2 separate regions of the Homo sapiens genome follow, and region 2 is linked to region 1. A link is a loop called in an ENCODE intact Hi-C map of the cell type or tissue named here. Cell type or tissue: mammary epithelial cell. All regions are shown on one strand. Links, peaks and the distances in the headings refer to the core of each region. The heading gives the core; the rest is flanking DNA.

Region 1 (9,408 bases), core at 3,992-8,991:
TGTGGGAGGGACCCGGTGGGAGATAATTGAATCATGGGGGGAAGTCCTTCCCGTTCTGTTCTTATGATAGTGAATAAGTCTCACAAGATCTGATTGTTTTATAAAGAGGAGTTCCCCTGCATGAGTTCTCTCTTCTCTTGCCTGCCGCCATGTGAGACGTGACTTTCACCTTCCATCATGATTATGAGGCCTCCCCAGGCACATGGAACTGTGAATCCAATAAACCTCTTTCTTTTGTAAATTGCCCAGTCTCAGGCATGTCTTTATCAGCAATGTGAAAACGGACTAATAAATGGACTTAATATCAAAGCAAAATGATAATTATAAATGTGTGTGTTGTTTATGAATGTGTTACAATTTGATTCTTATATGGCCAGCAAATCCTTTAACTTTAGAAAGCATAACTACATATTTTGACAGACATTAACCAACAAATTTATACTTAAATTGCTCATCCACATCAAAGATCTTCCTTCAGAGAAGGGAAGAATGCGTGTGTATACAGGGAATGGAGGAGGAGAGTCATGCTTTCTTGCACACTTGCAGCATAAAAGGATAATATTTTCAGTGGTGAATTATTCTGAAATTTTGAGGCAAAAGTGTTACTTGGAAGATTCCCTTTGAATTTTCTGGGCAATTGGTATAGTATGTATCAGTGTCTTTTGCAGTGGTGTTGAAAGCCTACTTACTTTGTTCAGGAAGTTTTTTAAAAAAATTTAAGGAGACTTAAGAGCCTATCTAGGAAACCACAAAAATATTTGTAGTATCATATTTCTATTAATTTATTAAGAGAAAAAAGGGAATTTCCAGATATTTGAAGTTTCATATTTACTTCAAAGGTTGCTTCAAGGAGATGGACTACAGAAAATCAGACTGTAAAGTTAGACAACAAAATGAATGATATAAACATGAAAACAAAAAGATAGAGGACATCTGTTTCCAGCCATGATGAGATAATTGGAAGAGAGCTTGTCCTGTTATTGTTAATAACTGGGCAAGACTGGGTGTGGTGGCTCATGTCTGTAATCCCACCACTTTGGGAAACTGAGCCCAGGAGTTCAAGACCAGCCTGGGCAAAATGAAGAAACCCCATCTCTACAAAAATTAGCCGAGTGTGGTGGCATGCGCCTGGAGTCCCAGCTACTCTGGAGGCTGAGGCGGGAGGATTGCTCGAGCCTGGGAGGTTGAGGCTGCAGTGAGTCATGATTGTGCTACTGCACTTAAGCCTGGGCAACAGAGTGAGACCTTGTCTCAAAAAAAAAAAAAAAAAAAAAAGAACTGGACAAAGTGTGTCAAACAATGATTTTGAGGCACCGGACAAGAGACAGTGAAGAATTATGATCCCTGAAAGACAGAAAACAAATGAAGTGAGTCCTATAATCATCCTCATTTTCTTCATGGAGACATTTTCCAAACCACAGAATATGAAGGTAAATCCAGGCAGAGCATGGCATTTTCTTTATAGGGCAGAGTTTAGGGGCTCTGGGCAGGCTAAAATATGTAAGTCAAAGTGCCAGAGTAGAAGGTACCATGGGGATAAAGCACTTCCTAAATCTGCACGGGGCCCCTTTTAGCATGTCTCTAAATACCTTGTCACCTCTGTGTAAGATAAATGTCCATGAAGTCAGGCTTTGCAAAGCTTGACCAGAGAATCTATTACTAAATACTTAGCCACATATGGCACATGCAGAGGATGAAGTTCTATGAGACAAGGCAAAGCATAACCAGAGAGGTATACCCTAAATCTCCAGCATTCTCACAGAGCTGGGAGATGTTTAACTTTTGATCAGGCAGAATGTAGATTCCTCATTGAAAACCTGGGAGATTCAGTAGAAACCCCAGAGGGTTGTGCCTAGTAGTAGGGCAAAGCTAGCCTAGAACTAAAGACTGTTCTAGATTCATCCTAAGAAGTCCTAAAAATGAGCTTTGAAAAGACCAACCTGATACACAGATAACTTTGTCAGATCCAATAGTATTTAGAGAAAGCAACAAAATCTAGTACTCAACGACATATATTCCATAAGGAGCATCCAATAAAAACGTACCAGACATGTGAAGAAGGAAAATGTGACCATAACTGGGATAAAATTAATCCATACAAACTCACAGCCAGCCTCTATGATGGTCCCTAATTTTTATCACCTCCTGGTATTCATTACTTTGTTTCTTTGCACATTGAATTAGAACTGGTCTGTGTGACCAGTGGAGTAGCAGATATGATTCCGTGTGGCATCCTAAGCTAGAGCATAAAGGACATTTTGGCTTCCATTCTCTTGGATCACTTGGTCCAGGGGAATCCGGCAGCTGTCAGGAACAGCCCTGTGATGGGGCCCATATGGAGAGGAACTGGGGTCTCCCACAAATAGCCAGCACAACTTGACAGTCATATGAGTTAGCCATCTTGAAAATGGATCTGATTCCAGCCCCAGTCAAACCTTCATATGTGTGCATTCTCAGCTGACATCTGACTAAATCTCATGAGAAACTTCAAGATAGTAAAAACCCATTAAGGCTGGGCACGGTGGCTCACGTCTGTAATCCCAGCACTTTGGGAGGCCGAGGTGGTGGATCACTTGAGGTCAGGAGTTCAAGACCAGCCTGGCCAACATGGTGAAACCCCGTCTCTACTAAAAATACAAAAATTAGCTGGGCATGATGGTGTGTGTGTCTGTAATCCCGGCTGTTTGGGAGGCCGAGGCAGGCTGATCACCTGAGGTCAGGAGTTTGAGACCAGTCTGGCCAACGTGGTGAAACTCTGTCTCTACTGAAAATACAAAAATTAGCCAGGCATGGTGGGGCGTGCCTGTAATCCCAGCTACTCGGGAGACTGAGAGGCTGAGGCAGGAGAATCGCTTGAACCCAGGAGGCGGAGTTTGCAGTAGTGAGCCGAGATTGCGCCACTGCACTCCAGCCTGGGCGACAGAATGTCATTCCATTTCAAAAAAAAAAAAAAAAAACTGGACATATTTGGAGGGTATTATTGTATTATTCTGCCTCCCAAAGCTGTTAAAATAATTAAGTGAAAAAACTGATGAAGTATTTTGTAATGGTTGGACCAGGCTGACAATACCTAAACACATTAGTGAATTTTACCATCTTAAACAGAGAGCCAGTCGTTAAGCACCTCCTAACATAATGGATTGAAAGCCCACAATGCCACCTTGCAAAAACAAACAGCAAACAAAACGAAGCACATCTCTGATCAAACCTGTCTTACCCATGTCAAGGGGTCAGAGGAATGTGCTAAAACATAATGCCATCAACAAAAGCCAAAATGTAGGATTCTAACTCTCCAGGACAAATGACCTGGTTTCTTTAAGAAATAAACTACAAGAGGGAGAAATAAAAAGAGGAGGGAGAATTTGTAGACTAAGAGTCTTAAGAGACACATTAACTATGGACTTTGTTTTGATTCTTATCAAACAAAGGTATTTAAAATATATGACTTGAGAAATTTTTAAAATATACTTTATATTTTGTTTAGGGCAATTTTAGGTTCATGGTGAAGTTGAGCAGAAAGTACAGTGAGTTCCCATATAGCCCCTGCCCCCTGACCTTCCCACTTGCAGGCTCTCACACTAGCAACCTACCACACTAGAGTGGTACTTTTGTTACAGAAGATGAATTTACATTAACACATTATTATCACCTGAATCCTATAGTTTACATTAGGGTTTACTCTTGGTGTTGTACATTCTATGGGTTTTGACAAATGCAAAATGACTTGTATCTACCATTACAATATTGTACAGAACAGTTTCACTGTCCTGAAACTCCTCTGTGCTCGGCCTATTTATCCCTCCCTCTCCCAAACCCCTGGCAACAATTGATCTTTTCACTGTCTCCAAAGTTTTGCCTTTTCCAGAATGTCCTACGGTAGGAATCATACAATATGTAGGCTTTTCAGATTGGCTTCTTTCACTTAAGATATATTTAAAGTTCCTTCATGTCTTTCATGGCTTGAGAGCTTGTTTCTTTTTAGCATGGAATAATATAACACTGATGTACCACGGTTTACCCATTTGCCTGTTGAAGGATGTCTTGGTTGCTTCCAAGTTCTTGAAATTATGAATAAAGCTGCTATGAACATCTGTGTGCAGGTTTTTGTGTGGACATAAGTTTTCAGCACATCTGGCCAAATACCAAGGAATGAGATTGCACAAGGATCTTGTGCAACAAGAGAGGCCAGAGCTGGAATTGGACCCCCTTGGGATCTGCTGTGGGATGGAGGCTGGAGAGCCCATATCGAAGAATCAGGGGGGCACTTTGTTTCCCAACACGTTTCAGCATAGATGGGACAGTTACCTGATGGCAGCAGGAGCTGAGACCGGGCCTCCTTGGAATCTGCTGTGAGACAGAAGTTGGCAAAACTTTCAGGGAAGCTCAGGCTCTTGAGCTGTGAGATATGGGCAAGTGTCCCTCTGGGTCCTTGTGTGAGCAGTTCTGAGCTGGGCCTCAGCTGAGGGGGGCTAATGCTGAGCCACAGAGCAACTTTCAGGTTCACTGCCAGAACTGATGTCAGCAGGCAGGTGAGCCTTTCCACCAAGATCCTAGTATGTACAATTCCTCCTGGACCTTTGGAAGATGGTTTTGGTTGTAGGCTCAAGGCCAAACAGGGCTGTAGTCAAAGCCCTTGTGGGACTGGGCCATTTCTGTGCTTGAACTTGGGAGCACACTCAATGGATTAGCTACCTGGCTGTTGGTCTGCAATCTCAAAATGACTCTCATAGGTCTTGGGCTCACTGGGGTTTCACAAACTCCAACCCGAATAATGAGGCTCCTGCAGAGAGACTTTTGACTGTGAATAGGTATAGAATCCTTATTAGGGGGTTAGGAGTGCATTACCTTCTATTCCACCATCTTACTAATGTCCAATTATACTTCTTTTAAAACACTTTTAAATGGTTGCCCTAGAGTTTGTAATACACATTTACAACGAATACAAGTCTACTTTCAGATAACATTATTCTGCTTCAGTGGTAGTGTAAATATCTTATAAGAATAATGTATTCCTAATTCTGTCCTTCATTCCTTTAATCATTTCTGCTATTTGTTTCACTTATGTGTAAGCTATAACTGCCAAATATATTGTTTTTATTTTTATTTTGAACAAACTGTTATCTGTTAGATAAGAATAAAAAATAAAAATTTTCATTTTACCTTTACTTATTCCTTCTACAGTGCTCTTCCTTTCTTTACGTAGATAGGAGTTCCCAACCTATATCATTTTCCTCCTCTCCAAAGAACATTAAGATTTCTTGCAAGGCAGGTCTGCTGCCAATAAATCCCCTCAATTTTTGTCTCTTTCACTTTTGAAGGATAATTTTGCAGGATACAAAATTCTAGGTTGGTGTTTTGAACTCTCAACACTCTAAATATTTCACTCCACTCTCTTGTTGCTTGGATAGTTTCTGAGGATGAGTTGAATGTAATTCTTATCTTTACTCCTCAATAGGTAAAGTAGTTTTCTCCTTTAGATTCTTTCTTGTTTTTCTCTTTGTTTTTCTGATGTTTGAATATGAGGTGCTTGGTGTAGTATTATTATTATAATTACTGACATTTATCCTGTTTGGTATTCTCTGAGTTTCTTGGGTCTGTGGTTTGGTGTCTGACATCAATTTGGGGAGATTTTAAGTCATTATTGCTTCAACAATTTCTTCGTTCCCTTCTCTCTTTCTTCTCCTTCTGGTATTCTCATTATGCATGTGTTACAACTTTTGTAGTTGTCCCACAGTTCTTTGACAGCCTATTCTTTTTTTTCCCCCAGTCTTTTTTTCTCTTTGCTTTTCAGTTTGAGAAGTTTTATGGATATATCCTTAAGCTTAGAAATTCTTTCCTCAACTGTGTCCAGTCTACCAATATGACTACTGAGGGCATTCTTCATTTCTGTTACAATTCCATTTCTTTTGGATTATTTCTTAGAATTCCATGTCTGCTTACATTACTCTTTTATTCTTGCATGTTTTTGTGAAGCAAATTTACTGTGTACTGGTTTATCAAGTCATCTGAGTCCAGTGAGACAGAACGTACTCATATGCAACAAGCTACATTAAGTGGATTTATTACTTAAGGATAGGCAATAACAGACAGCAGATGCCTGGGATTCATTGTGAGTCAGTCCCCCCAAGGCTTGGAAAGCTTCCTGGGATGGATGAAGCCTTGACTGTGCATGCCCTACTTGTACTGCAGCTGAGGGACTCCAGAAAGCAACCCACTCTGGGTTTTGTATCCCAGGGGCAACATTGGGGTATAAAAGCTGTAGCCCTTGGATGCATATAATATCCCTTTCCTCATTTTATTGTTCCACATTGGGCTGAAGCATTGATGGACATTCTGTTTTTAGAATGGGGCTGGAATGAGCCTGAGCTATTCCGGCAAACTCCCTCTCATCTCAAGGTGTTGCATTCCCAGCACATTCTACAGTTCTTCTTGAGAACTATGAGGGAGTAAGGGAAGATGAAGAATGGGGTTGGTCCAAGGACACCTAGAGAACTGTCTTGCAGTGCACCCCACCTCACTTCCGCAAGATATTACCCTTAGCAAAGCCAGTCCATATCATATGCTCACCAACCATATGCCCAAATCTGGAGGTGGAGGTTTGTCTTATCAGATTTGTGTAACATCTTGACCAACACATCTTCATTCAGTGCAACACCTTTGGGCCATAGCCAGAATACATTTCACTAGGCTCAGGAGGACTACGACCACAAGCATGACCAAGCCTGCCTGGAGTAGTGACCTAGCCCAGAATCCAAACAATCTAGGTAAGAAATTGCCAAAGAGGTGAAAGAGGAATTCTTCAGGTGGTTCCAGTCTGTGGCCAGTGAACCTGCTTCTGAATCTCCTTCACTTTTGTTTCCATCATACCTGTGGTATTAATCCAGGTATGGCAGGCAGTATTGCCAATTGCATGCACTCCTCCCAGTTGGGTTAAAAGAAAGTCTAGGTAACTTATATCATCTGAAACAGCCTTCCTGAGGGAGTTGAGGGATGTCTGTTGGGCTGTCAAGGCAGTGACAGTGGAGGAAGCAATATCTGCCATGGTCAGGGACAGATTTCTTATCACTTTTTCCTAAGCACTGACTCTGATGCATGGTCTCAAAGATCTCATAAAGGACATAAGCCCACAGTCAGTTCTACCTCCTGGAAGGTTCCTAGTAAGTCTGGTGTATGGCTTTGGGCTGCAGGCCCAAATGGGGGCATCTCATTATTCCCAGGGGTGGTATCTTGGGGCACCCCCAGTACATGCAACATGCAGGATCCCTCTATCTTACAGATTTTCAGGCATGACAAAGCCCGACCTGTATTTGGGTTACTGCCAGACCATCTGCAGAGAAAGTTTCAGGCATGACAATGCCCATCCTATATTTGGGTTACTGCCAGACCATCTGCAGAGAAAGATGTAGCCCTCGGCTGCACATAACTTACCTTTCCTCATTTTATTGTTCAGTGGCCCATACAAGGGGATAGATGCATTGGCTTTCACCAGCCAAGTCTGATTGATAGCATAGTTGCATGAGCTCAGTTTCTCCCATACAATATTGTTCATGAATCCTACACAGAGCGCTAGGGGTAGTCTGGTCTTTGTTTTCATTATCACTACTGGGACACTTGTAGTCCATGTAATCAAAGGAGTGTGTCCATGAAAGTACCTGCCCACCAAGGTTTTGTTAGTTGTGGTTGTGACATTTTGCCACAGAGTCAGTTAATAGGGCACCTCCAGTTCCCTGTCATGTGGCAGGTGCCAGATCCTTGCTTAGTAAGCCACGCTCAGGTGTTATTGCCTTACACTCTGACAATACTCAGGGAATAATGGTTGATATAGTTTGGTTGTATCCCCACCCAAATCTTGAACTGTAGCTCCCATAATTCCCATGTGTCATGGAAGACCTGGTGGGAGGTAATTGAATCATGAGGGTGGGTTTTTTCCTGTGCTGTTTTCATGACAGTGAATGAGTCTCATGAGATATGATGGTCTTATAAAGGGGAGTTCCCCTGCACATGTTCTCTCTCTTGCCTGCCGCCATGTAAGACGTGCCTTTCTTCTCTTTCACCTTCTGTCATCATTGTGAGGCTTCCCCAGCCATGGAACTGTGAATTCATTAAACCACTTTTTCTTTAAAAATTACCTAGTCTTGGATATGTCTTTATTAGCAGCATGAGAACAGACTAATGGTTTAGTTTACCACTGGCAGAAGGAGAAGGTTGCTGTGGTCTGTGACAGGAGGAGGTCCAGGGTGGCAGATCCAACACTTCGTCAGGTTGCCTGCCATGGCCATAGCTTGAAAGAGCCCACCAAAGCATTACAATTCCAGGCTTCTGCTGCCACATCCTTGTGGAAAAGCAGACTGACAGGTTCGTGCCCCACCCCTACCCCTTCCAGGAGGCCCAGGTGTTTCCTACCCATCAGATATGAATTGGGCTGAGGTGGTGTAGTGACGTAGCCTGTCTGTCCCTCTCCTGAGGCTGCCACTTCTGAGGACACCCCTTGCCCTTGCTGCTTAACCCAGACCTTTTGGCCTCAGTTGTCCAGTGTAGGAAGAGAGATCATGTCCTGTACAAACTTAACATGCCTGATAACACTGCCCACTTGACTGGAAGGATCAGATGTCCCTACTGCCTCTAGAGGGACCCTAGCACCCTTGTATTCCTTGGTTTTGTCGCCCACCCTTGTGGGATCACATAGAGGGGAAGGGAGGCACCAAAGGGAAGCATTGCCTCCAGATTAGAGTCAGAGGGCCCCCTGTCTGGGGGTACTGTGGCAGCCTGAACTGCAAACCACCCACAGGATATGCTCTCTAAAGCGAAAAAAGAATTGTTGGAAACATGAGGATTTTGCAGGCTCAGGCCAATTAGGGAGCTGCCTGGTCCACCACCACCCTTACCAAGTTCAGTGTTTCTCAACATGCGTTGCAATGCTGTGTTTTCCTTGTGTTTAGTGCCCATATTACCCTAGTCAGGTGGGGGTACCACCCCACCAGCAGGTTGTCTTGATGTTCTCTCTTCAGTTGCTGTGTGAATCAGCTGTTCCATCATTTAACGGTTTCACTGGCCTGTGCATAATAGAGTGTATGGAAAGCCCATCATATCTTGTGATCATATCCTCTGAAAGTGTAGCCCGTGTCATGTTGCTTGGGCAGTGAAGTATGCTGTTTGGTTAATGGGACATCTCACAGAGTATCCAAAAAACATGAGATAAGTTATCTCAAGGGTGACTATGGTATTCCTATGAGTGACATGTATTTGTCCCTTTAAGACAGGAAGCTGTTGGCATAGTCCTCGTCCTCACACAGGGGATCCTTTAATAGCCTGGTCACTGAGCCGCTGTTCTCCTGACATTTTAGCTAGGCTGCTGGCAATGGCCCATGACTCAGTGAAAATGTAGCAATATGGTGGTAGGGGTGGCCC
Region 2 (11,260 bases), core at 2,921-7,920, 92 kb after region 1:
TTATAGGTCCTGAGAATGTGCATGATAAGAATCTGCTTGAATTAAACTAAAATTTATTATAAAGCATGTATACAAGTTAAAATTTATTGTTAATAAGTTAATACTTTAGGTAGAATTATTTGGTGGGTATATGGATGTTCCCTGTAAAATTCTTCCCACTTCCCTGTCTATATGAAAATATTTAAATAATAAAAAGTTGTGAAGAAAACCAGGCTAGATGTGCCTGATGGGACCTCTCCAACTTTCCCATTAGATTACCCAAGAAGATACACAAAAGGACAAAAACTGGAAACAAAACTGGAAACTAAGGGGGAGAAAAGTCTGCAAAATTGAAGACAGTTCCCACATTTTCCACTATGCTATCATTGGAAAGGGGGAAAGGGACATGTTCTGGGACTATATGTGCTGTGAACTGTAAATTAGAGCAGCAGGAATAACAGGGATAAAGAAAGAAAAAGGCTTTGACTCACCTCAGCTGGCTGCATAGAACAAGGAGCTCTCTTGACCTACAGCCTCAAAGAGGCATTCAACTATCTCCTTGCCATATATGGCTCCATTATAAGCTGGCCAGAGTCATGACCCCTCTCCACTGATCCAACCCTGGCCTCTCCATAACTGCTCTTCTCTGTGTCTATTCCACTTCTAAAACTCCTGATATGCCTAGGTGCAGTGGCTCACGCCTGTAATCCCAGCACTTTGGGAGGCTGAGGGGGGCAGATCACTTGAGGTCAGGAGTTCAAGACCAGCCTGGCCATATGTTTAGGTTAATTTGGATAATTTCAATTGACTTGTCTACAAGCTCACCGACTTTTTTTTCTTCTGTTATGTCCAGTCTGCTAAGACCACTGAATGATTCTCATGTCTGTTATTGTACTTATTATTTCTACATTTTAATTTTTTTATCATTTCCAGCTCTCTTTGGATATTACCTACCTGTTTTATGCCTGTTGCCCATTTTTACCAACTAGATTCTTTAACATATTTATTATAGTTATTTTAAAGTCCCTGTCTGATAAACTCAGTAACTGAGCCATCTCTAGGTTTGCTTTTATAGACTGTTTCTTTGTTCAACCATAGGCCATGTTTCATTACTTTTTACACTGAAATTAAGAATTTCTAAATACATCATAAAATAAATGAAACTATATACTAAGTATTGGAGAAGACATCTTCAACTGTATAACTGACAGAGGAGTGGTATTCAGAACATTTAGAGAACATCTATGATGGAAAAAACATAGAGAATGCTAAAAATGGACAAAAGACCCTGAACAGGCACTTCACAAAAGAGGAAATCTAAATGGAAACTAGGCATAAAAGGGGCTTATTAGTGATCTCATTAGTGATCAGAGAAATGCAAATTAAAATCACAATGAGATACTCCTACAACATCATCATATAGGTGACTTTTGAATTTCACTGTTTATTAGCTTGGCATCTTTTAAATATCTAGACATTTGGTATGTGGAGTTCCACTTGTTGAAAATGGTAGGAGAGATTGACCATCAAAGGGATTTTGGTAAATAATTTTGGATTGACAGAAAAGTTGCAAGAATCATACCTTTCTTTAAACCATTTGATTGCAAAAATTTAAGATCTCACCATACCAAGAGTTGGCCAGAATGTTGAACTGCAAGAACTCACATGTACAATGGATAAGAGTTTAAATTTGTACAACTACTTTGCGAGATGGTTTAATTCTATATGGTAATGTTCAAGATATGCCTACCCTGTGACTCAGAAGCTTCACTCCAAGGTATACCCTAGATACATGTACAAGCATGTTCACAATAGTGTTGATAAAATTGCCCCAAACTGGAAACAACCCAGATGGTTATTATCAGCAGAAAGGACAAATTGTGGTATTTTTATAAAGTAGAATCTAATACAGCAACGAACTTGGATGCATTAAATTTGCACACAATATGTATGCATCTTATTAAAAATTTTAGAAAACAGCCAGGCGCGGTGGCTCACGCCTGTAATCTCAGCACTTTGGGAGGACGAGGCGGGCAGATCACAAGGTCAGGAGATCGAGACCAGCTTGACCAACATGGCGAAACCCCACCTCTACTAAAAATACAAAAATTAGCTGGGTGTGGTGGTGCACACCTGTAGTCCCAGCTACTTGGGAGGCTGAGGCAGGAGAATCGCTTGAACCTGGGAGACAGAGGTTGCAGTGAGCCAAGATCGTGCCACTGTATTCCAGTGTGGCGACAGAGTGAGACTCCATCTAAAAAAAAAAAAAAATTTAGAAAACAAAGTACATATGGTAAAACTATATATTTTAAAACAAGCAGGAAATGATTAGTGTAAGTTGGGATAGCAGTGATCTTGAATGGGTAGATGGGTTGGGAGTAGGAAGGACTGCACTGATCAGTTGCTGCAGTGCTAGAAAATTTCCATTTTGTGACCTATATGATGGTTGCACCAGTGTATGTTTCTTCAACTAGTTGTTAAACTATACATATACATTTTATATGTGAATAATATTTCACAATAAAAAATGTATGTTTGTATGTGATCGAGAGAGACTGATTTTTGGTTTGGCATATGTGGTCCCAGTAAACTTGTTCACTGAAGCATGAATTGCTAACAACAATAAAGTTTTTACTGCTTAAAGAAAAGGAAGTAGGACTACAGGCGCGCACCACCATGACCAGCTAATTTTTGTATTTTTAGTAGAGATGGGGTTTCACCATGTTGGCCAGGATGGTCTTGATCTCTTCACCTCATGATCCACCCGCCTCAGCCTCCCAAAGTGCTGGGATTACAGCTCGGGAGGCTGAGGCAGGAGAATCACTTGAACCTAGGAGGCGAAGGTTGCAGTGAGCCAAGATCACGCCACTGCACTCTAGCCTGGGTGACAGAAGGAGACTCTGTCTTAAAAAAAAAAAAAAAAAAGAAAAAAGAAAAGGAATTGAAGACAAGAAACTCAACATTCAGTTACAAGAAGAGAAGTCATGATGGTATAGTTCAAAGGTAGACAAGGATTGACATAGCAAAGGGCTGGTGAGCTCAAGCACTGTCTGTTTCCTCCAGTGACATCCTCGCCCTTCTTTATCTGTGCTGAAGTTTCCTATGTTCATAGTGACTTCAAAGTAATTATAAAGTTTTCTCCTAGAGGTAGAAGATACCAGAACAGAATATTTCTGTTTTCCCAGCTGAAGCCTCCCTCATTATGGAGAAGTTAATGAATCACATCTGCTCACTCAGAATTTTACTATGCCTTTGAAGTTATGAATTTTCAAAGTACAGTAGCAAAAAGGAATAACAGTATAATTTTGGGTTATGTTTACAGAAGTTAGAAGGTATGTATTCTGAATTCAGGGCCCATACACTGCTACAGGAGTACTACATTCTTGGTTTTGTCCTTCACAGTTCTAGAGACAAGCTACAATTTGTAGCTATATATAATAAATTTCTAAGTTTTAATAATATTAAGAGCTGGTTGTCAAATTTTTGACCCCTCCAAGAATAAAAAAAAATAATAAAATTATCTCCCTACATACACACACCTAAAACCCTCATTAAAACTTCCTATAACTGGAACAAGGGTGGCTCTAACTTCTCAGAAAGGAAGAAAAGATCCTTATGTTCTGTATGAACAAAATTACAGTGAGTATTCAAATAAGAGGAAGTTAAGGGAACTGAAAGATCCTTTCAAGGAAGAATGAATAGCTAAGAGTTAACGAAGGGAATAAGTACATTCATTCAGGTCATGACATTGCTAATTTGGAACAAGTCGTCTTCCAATGTTTAAAGTAATAATCCTGAAGAAAAGCACATTAAATCACAGTAATATGGCTTAAATTACAGTAATAGGTGAAATTAGGCAAGAAAAAATAATGGCTAATTTTGAAAAATCTGTCCAGGATGATTAATTACATTATGAAAATGAGTTTTTAGGAAATGAATGATTTCCCATAGGCATTTTTGCAGGGCAGATACTTTCTGATTTGGAGAATACCAGCAGGCTAAGTCAAGGATTTCTGCGCCTTTTCTGGAGTCTGCAGGCTGGGTTACAACAGGTCAGTATCTCCAGTTTTCTTTTGCACTCCTGCAACAGAGAAAAGGGAAGTAAATGCAGAGAACTGGAAGAAAAGGAGCACAAACTATATTTTTGTGTACTCTAAGTGTAAAGAACTCTTAGGAGTTGGAAGGTGTATTAGTCAGGGTTCCCTAGAGGGACAGAACTAATAGGATATATGTATGTATGAAAGGGAGTTTATTCAGGAGAATTGACTCATGTGATGACAAGGTAAAATCCCATGATAGGCCATCTGCAAGTTGAAGAGCAAGGAAGCCAGTGGTGGATCAGTCCATGTCCCAAAGCCTCAAAAATAGAGAAGCCAACAGTGCAGCCTTCAGTCTGTGGCCAAAACCCCGAGAGCCCTGGCAAACCACTGGTATAAGTCCAACAGTCCAAAAGCTGAAGAACTTGGAATCTGCTGTTTGAGGGCAGGAAGCATCCAGCATAGGAGAAAGATGAAGGCCAGAAGACTCAGCAAGTCTGCTCTTCCATCTTCTCCTGCCTACTTTATTCTAGCTATGCTAGCAGCTGATTAGATGGTGCCCACCCAGATTGAGGGTAGTAGGTTTGCCTCTCCCAGTCCACTGACTCAAATGTTAATCTCCTTTGGCAACACCCTCACAGATACACTGAGGAACAATACTTTGTATCCTTCAATCCAAACAAGTTGACACTCAATATTAACCATCACAGAAGGCTTGGATCGTAGATACTTTTCTTTTTTTTTTAAGACAGAGTCTTGTTCTATTGCCCAAGCTGGAGACCAGTGGTGCAATCATATAGCTCATGGCAGCCTCGAACTCCAGGGCTCAAGCCATATTTCCATTTCAGCCTCTTGACCTCCTGAGTAGCTGGAACCAGCTAATTAATTTTTTTTTTTTTTTTTTTTTTGTAAAGACGGGGTCTTGCTGTGTTGATCAGGCTGGTCTTGAACTTCTGGGCTCAAGTGATCCTCCCACCTCGGCCTCCCAGAAAGCTGGGATTACAGGTATGAGCCACTGTACCTGGCTCTCTAGATACTTAATAGGTGCAGGATTTAAAGTAAGACATTTAACCTTTATAGGATTTTTTTTTTCTTTTAATCTGTAAAGTAGGCTTAAAGATATTTATTTTATTTACATCATTGGGTTGTTGGAAGGATCAAATAAGTTATGTCTTGGGCTGGGTGCGTTGGCTCATGTCTGTAATCCCAGCACTTTGGGAGGCCGAGGCAGGCAGATCACCTGAGGTCAGGAGTTGAAGACTGACCGGCCTGGGCAACGTGATGAAACCCCACCTCTACTAAAAATAGAAAAATTAGCCAGTGTGGTGGCGCATGCCTGTAGTCCCAGCTACTAGGGAGGCTGAGGCAGGAGAATTGCTTGAACCCGGGAGGCAGAGGTTGCACTGAGCCTAGATCATGTCACTGCACTCCAGCCTGTGCCACAGAGTGAGACTCTGTCTCAAAAACAAAAACAAAAACAAACAAAAAAAGTAATGTGTTGTGAAAATACAAAGTAAATTATAGAATAATTATTACTGCATTCTAGAACAACTCCACTGCATGTTGCACACAGCTTTCCCAGCATCCTTTGCCCCTAACCCAGCTCTGACTTTGTTGTAGGACCTCTGGCTGCTCTCATGGAGCCAGGGATTAAGAAAGTAGCAGGGACGGTGGGAGATGAAGAAGCTGAACAGCACAATATCAACAGCTCTGTTGCCCCAGGTTACTAGCTCCACCCTCTGTTAGGTTCATAGCCGGGAAGAACGTTTACTTAGCAATAACAGAAATGTTTCTGAACAATCTTTTCATTAGCTGTAAATTGTCTCATTCTGATTTCTAAAATTAAGATTCCGGATTGCTATGAAGGCAGGTTCTTACTCTGAAGCAATCATCTTCACTACCGGAAAGAGCTCCATCCACATTGTTGAATCATGAAATGAGCTGAGTACCATGGAATTTGATTTACTAAGTATTGCTTGAGACAGGCAGGACTGTACAGGTCATTTAAAGTGGTAACACTGTACAAAATATAATGTACCTTTTAATGGGGTGTGGAGGAGAGTGTCTAGTGAGAGAGTTCTCTAGACTTTTCTGGGGCAGAACACAAGCTTTGCATTGATATTACAGGCTCATGGTTTATATGCCTGAACATCTAAGAACAGGGTCACCTTAGAAGTGAATTTTCTCATTCCTTTTGAGAGTCCGCAGGATAAGGAGGGGATACTTTAAGGTTAAAATATGTTGATGTGTGCGTGGGCACTCAATAAAATTGATATGAAGACAAACCGGACTAACTTGCTTTGCCACCAAAACTGTTTTTCAAGAGTGGAGCCATTCACATTTTGAGCTGGATAATTCTTTGTTGTGGGAGCCTGTCCTATGCATTGTATGATATTTAACAGCGTCTCTGGCCTGTCCTCATTAGATGCCAGTAGCATTCCCCAAGCTGTGATGATCGAAAATGTCCCCAGACATTGCCAGATGACCCTCGGGAAGCCAAAATGCTCCCAGGTGAAAATCACTGCATGAAAATCATTCATTGAATTTATGGTATGAAAATACTCTTTCTACTTCTTGAAATTAATTGTTAGGAAGGAATATGCTTTGCAAATAATCAGTCAACAAATTTTAGTTATCACTAATTTTTTTAACAATTATTTGTATGGCACTTTGTAATTTATAAAATATTTCTATATGCCATATTATGGATGAGCAAAAAGGAAAGGAGTTAATATTTATTATTTACTATATGCTATCTGGTAAGGGACTTGCTTCAAATACATCCTTTCATTTAGGTCTCACAGAATCTCTGCGTGAGAGTTATTTTCCCCCATTTTATACAAAAGAAAACAAGCTTAGAAATGTTAAGTAGCTGGCTGAGCATGGTGGCTCACACCTGTCGTCCCAACACATTGGGAGGCCGAGGTGGGCTGATCACTTGAGGTCAGGAGTTCAAGACCAGCCTGGTCAAATGGTGAAACCCTGTCTCTACTAAAAATATTTTTAAAGTTAGCCAGATATGGTGGTGGGCACCTGTAATCCCAGCACTTTGGGAGGCTGAGGCAAGTGGATCACCTGAGGTCAGGAGTTCGAGACCAGCCTGAGCAACACAGTGAAACCCCGTCTCTACTAAAAATGGAAAAATTAGCCGGGCATGGTGATGCCTTCCTATAATCCCAGCTACTTGGTGGGGTCTGAGGCAGGAGTATCGCTTGAACCCAGGAGGCAGAGGCTGCAGTGAGCTGAGATCACACCACTGCACTCCAGCCTAGGAGACAGAGTGAGACCCTGTCTCTAAATAAGTAAATAAATAAATACAACAAAACAGGTGGGTAGCAGGGTAGCTAAGGTAGCAGATGTTACCAAGGGTCTGAATCAATGGATGGGGTTTTCACTGCAGTCACATAAACAAATTTGAAATTAAATAATTGATTTCTCTTTTCTTAAGAGTCTTGTAACCATTGCATCTTCAGAATGCATTCCCAGTCTGTATGGGCATCTTTTCCCAAGCTGCAATATGCCATCACATAGCCTAAGCAATCCTCTCTCTCAGGTATCTCCTCTTATTCCCTGATTCCCCAGGTCCCTTCACCTTTAGCTTTCTCCTAAATTAGAATCTGTTTAATTACAGGACAGAGCAATGAGCTCTCTGCTTCTTCCTCATGTTGAGGTCTGTTCACCTTCTGCATGTTTGAAAACACATTCATCATTTTGCTAAACAAAAGACCACCTGTTCACCCCTGGGTAGCACTGAAGAACCAGCAAACACTTTGCAATTTCCATCTTTCTTCTGTAACCCTTTCCCTGTGTAACTCCTCCCAAGCTCTGTAAGTGGAAGAATTCAATGTGGACATTTATTTTCCCATTGATAAGAATTATCTAGCCATCCTCCATACACATGCTGAAAGGAAGCAGTGGTTAGTCAGTTTTTAATATTTGTCATATACTGTACTGAAGTATAAAATACATATTGAAAAGTACACAATTCATAAGTGTACATACCTATTTTTATAAACTGAACATACCCGTGTCTCCAGCATCCAGAACAAGAAACAGAACAGTACAAGCATTCCAGAACCCTCTGTTCCCTCTACCCGTCAGTGTAATATTTTCTAATGACAAAGAGTTTGTATATGCCAGCCTTTGCTCTCTAACCAACAACTTTGCAATGAGTGGTTTTATTACTGTGTTGTATCTAGTCAGAAATGCCTACATGAGGCACAATTGCTTATATTAGTTTGTATACAAGTCATTGAAAATGCAGTGATTGTGTTAATCTTGTGGTTTAAGGGTTCACAAGGGAAAGAGAGCAACTTCATAGCTCCTTGTCCTGGGATTCTTCAGAGTCCATCAGTCATTCATAGGTAGGGCTCTCTCCTTATCACCTGAGAACTCCTGATTTTCCTTGGGTTCCATGGATATGATTTATTCTAGTAAGTGATGCCAGCTCTGCCAGCAGAGCTCACACTAACTGCATGTGATACTTATTGCTCCCAGAGTCACCAACACCACCATTTTATACTGTAGTTGTTCCTGTATATATGGGACCCAAAGTCGTGGAATTCTCTACCTAATGGATCTCATCTCTGGCAGCATGTTAGAATTATCTGAATAATTTTTTTAAAGCTCATGCCCCACCCTGACCTAAGGCATGGGACTTTCTTGAGGGATGGCATCCAACATCAACAGCTTTAAGTTCCAGGTGTTTCTAAAGTGTGACTCAGGTTGAAAAGCAGTGCAACTTCTCACCCTCTCCGTGAAGCTCCCTTCCATCTCAGTGTTAGACATATCAGCAACTCTGAGAGAACTACATTATCAAGATGATCAAATTTAGCTCAAGCTTGATTCTCTACCTCTTAAACATTGGATAGGGCATCATTTTTTTTTTCACATTAAGAGACTATCCTTAAGTTGTTAGAAACTGGCAGAACCCTCCTATTATATCCCAATTTACTTCTGTTGAGCACTGGGCAGGAATGATCAGATCACCTTGGATGGAGATCTGATCATTAGAATCCACTCCCAGGATAAGCCCAGTCTTCTCTAGCACTAAATTGTGCCTTCTTTGGGTCATCTTTGCTAGAAGAAAAAATATACTTTCTGATAAACCTCTTACCTTTAAGCCCTGGCTTTGAACCCAGGTTCTCAAGTCAGCCCTTCATAGTACAACCCCTGGGGGAATCACTGTTATTGATGTAACTATTATCTATGGGACTGGCTAAATTAATGATAATGATAATAACCATTATCTATTAAAAATGTGCTAGTTTCTAGACATTATGTATTTATTGTGTTAAATAATGCAGTTGACCCTTAAAGGTAGGTATAATTCATTCCATTTTACAAGTGAAGAAATCGAGGCTCAAAAACCAGAATGACTTGCCTCAAGATCGTACAGACAGCAAATGACTGAATGAAGCTTTGAAATTAAGTCTGTCTGATTAGATGCTGCTAATAAACAAAGCTGATATTTAATAAACAAAGCTGATATTTCATGTCTCCCATCTAAGGCAAAGTCATTAACTCTTCTTAAATGTTTGGTGCTCTTATCCCAACCCTAGATTCCCCAAGTCTTCCCCAGTTACAACGCAGCTCAGGGCTGTCCTCCTCCTTCGAAAGTAGTGGTGGCTCACGTCTGTAATCCCACCACTTTGGGAGGCTGAGGCAGGTGGATCATGAGGTCAGGTGTTTGAGACCAGCCTGACCAACATGGTGAAACCCCGTCTCTACTAAAAACACAAAAATTAGCCGGATGTGGTGGCACACATCTGTAATCCTAACTACTCAGGAGGCTGAGGCAAGAGAATCTCTTGAACCTGGGAGGTGGAGGTTGCAGTGAGCCAAGATCGTGCCACTGCACTCCAGCCTGGGTGACAGTGAGATTCCATCTCAAAAAAAAAAAAAAAAAGTAGTTATCTATTGTTCTCCACTCAGGGCCCTGTCTTCTTTTAGGAGATAGCTGCCTATCTCCTAAATAGCAACAGTTCTATGCTCTGTGTAAAATCTGATGAGTTCATCTTTGGTTCTTCCTGGATAGTACCTTCACTTTATGAGAGTTTTCCAAATACAATGCCTCAGCCAGGATTGACTCTAATGTTAGGGATTTTAGGCTCCTTGAAGGGAGAATAATACTGGGAGCTTTTAGAGATTTTCTGAATGTGCCAGTCAGCACTCTTTGGTTGGCAAGTAAGGGGAACCCAAATGTAATCTGGCTTAAAGGAAAAGAGAGTATACTGGCAAAACATTGGAAATGTAGGGGAGGAAGAAAACCTTAATTTTCTTTATCTTCCTACGTTTTCTAACTGGGGACCTGTGAATTAGACTGATAAAAGACAGATGACCAAGAGGAAAACATAGTTTATTACCATATGCAGCGTGCAAACACGCAAGAGAAACCCAGTGATAAGTAACTCAAAGGGGTGTTTAGAATCTGGGGTTATATAACATCTTAACAAAGGACAATAAATTTATGGAGAAAACAAAGGAAGAGGCTTTAGGCTTTCAAGGTCTGAAAATTATGGGAAGGTAAATATATGGGAGAAGCAAATGGAACAGGATTTGTTTGTGAAGGTCTGTCTTGACACCCACTTTCGATCTTCTTCATGGCCGTAAAACTTCTCCAGGAAAGGGGACTTATGGCAATCTTCATTTCTGAAAAGCTTCTGCTTTTAGCTCTGGGAAGGATTCTTTCTGCATCTGTTGGATCTCAAATGCTTTTGGTTCAAAATAATCCATATGCCAAAGTGGCATATTTTGGGGTTGCATATTTTGATCCCCTACAGAAACACCAGAGAGTGAAAGAACTGATGAACACACAGCTTTATGGAATATAGAATACAGCACTTTATTTTTATTATTTTTATTTTTTTATTTTTAAATTTTTTTATTTCCACAGGTTATTGGGGAACAAGTCGTGTTTGGTTACATGAGCAAGTTCTTTAGTGGTGATTTGTGAGATTTTGGTGAACCCATCACCTGAGCAGTATACATTGCACCCTATTTGTAGTATTTTATTCCTCACCCCCTTCTCTTCTTTCCCCCTGAGTCCCCAAAGTCATTCTTATGGCTTTATATCCTCATAGCTTAGCTGTCACTTATGAGTGATAACATATGATGTTTGATTTTCCATTCCTGAGTTACTTCACTTGGAATAATAGTTTCCAATCTCATCCAGGTCGCTGTGAATGCCATTAATTCATTCGTTTTTATGGCTGAGTAGTATTCTATCATATATATATGCCACA

Evidence for each region. A loop is a pair of places that touch in the nucleus more often than their neighbours do. Peaks named below come from ENCODE experiments on the same cell type or tissue, not always from the same donor. Only the 100,000 strongest peaks of a DNase experiment are listed, where the experiment ranks them.
Region 2: a loop joins it to region 1, with 6 times the contacts of the local background. A loop is called at or near these places in 1 of 110 quality-filtered maps.

The regions. Positions count from the first base shown.
Region 1 is chr10:27,384,768-27,394,175 of GRCh38, forward strand. No RefSeq gene overlaps it. Among named protein-coding and RNA genes, the nearest start is that of PTCHD3, 25 kb to the right of the region's middle. RefSeq lists an enhancer at 214-383. In mammary epithelial cell, for the core only: no CTCF peak of the experiment used is centred there; DNase peaks (open chromatin) are centred at 6,124 and 6,744; H3K27ac peaks cover 370 bases.
Region 2 is chr10:27,477,468-27,488,727 of GRCh38, forward strand. No RefSeq gene overlaps it. Among named protein-coding and RNA genes, the nearest start is that of RAB18, 21 kb to the right of the region's middle. In mammary epithelial cell, for the core only: no CTCF peak of the experiment used is centred there; DNase peaks (open chromatin) are centred at 5,964 and 6,274; H3K4me3 peaks cover 300 bases; H3K27ac peaks cover 3,187 bases.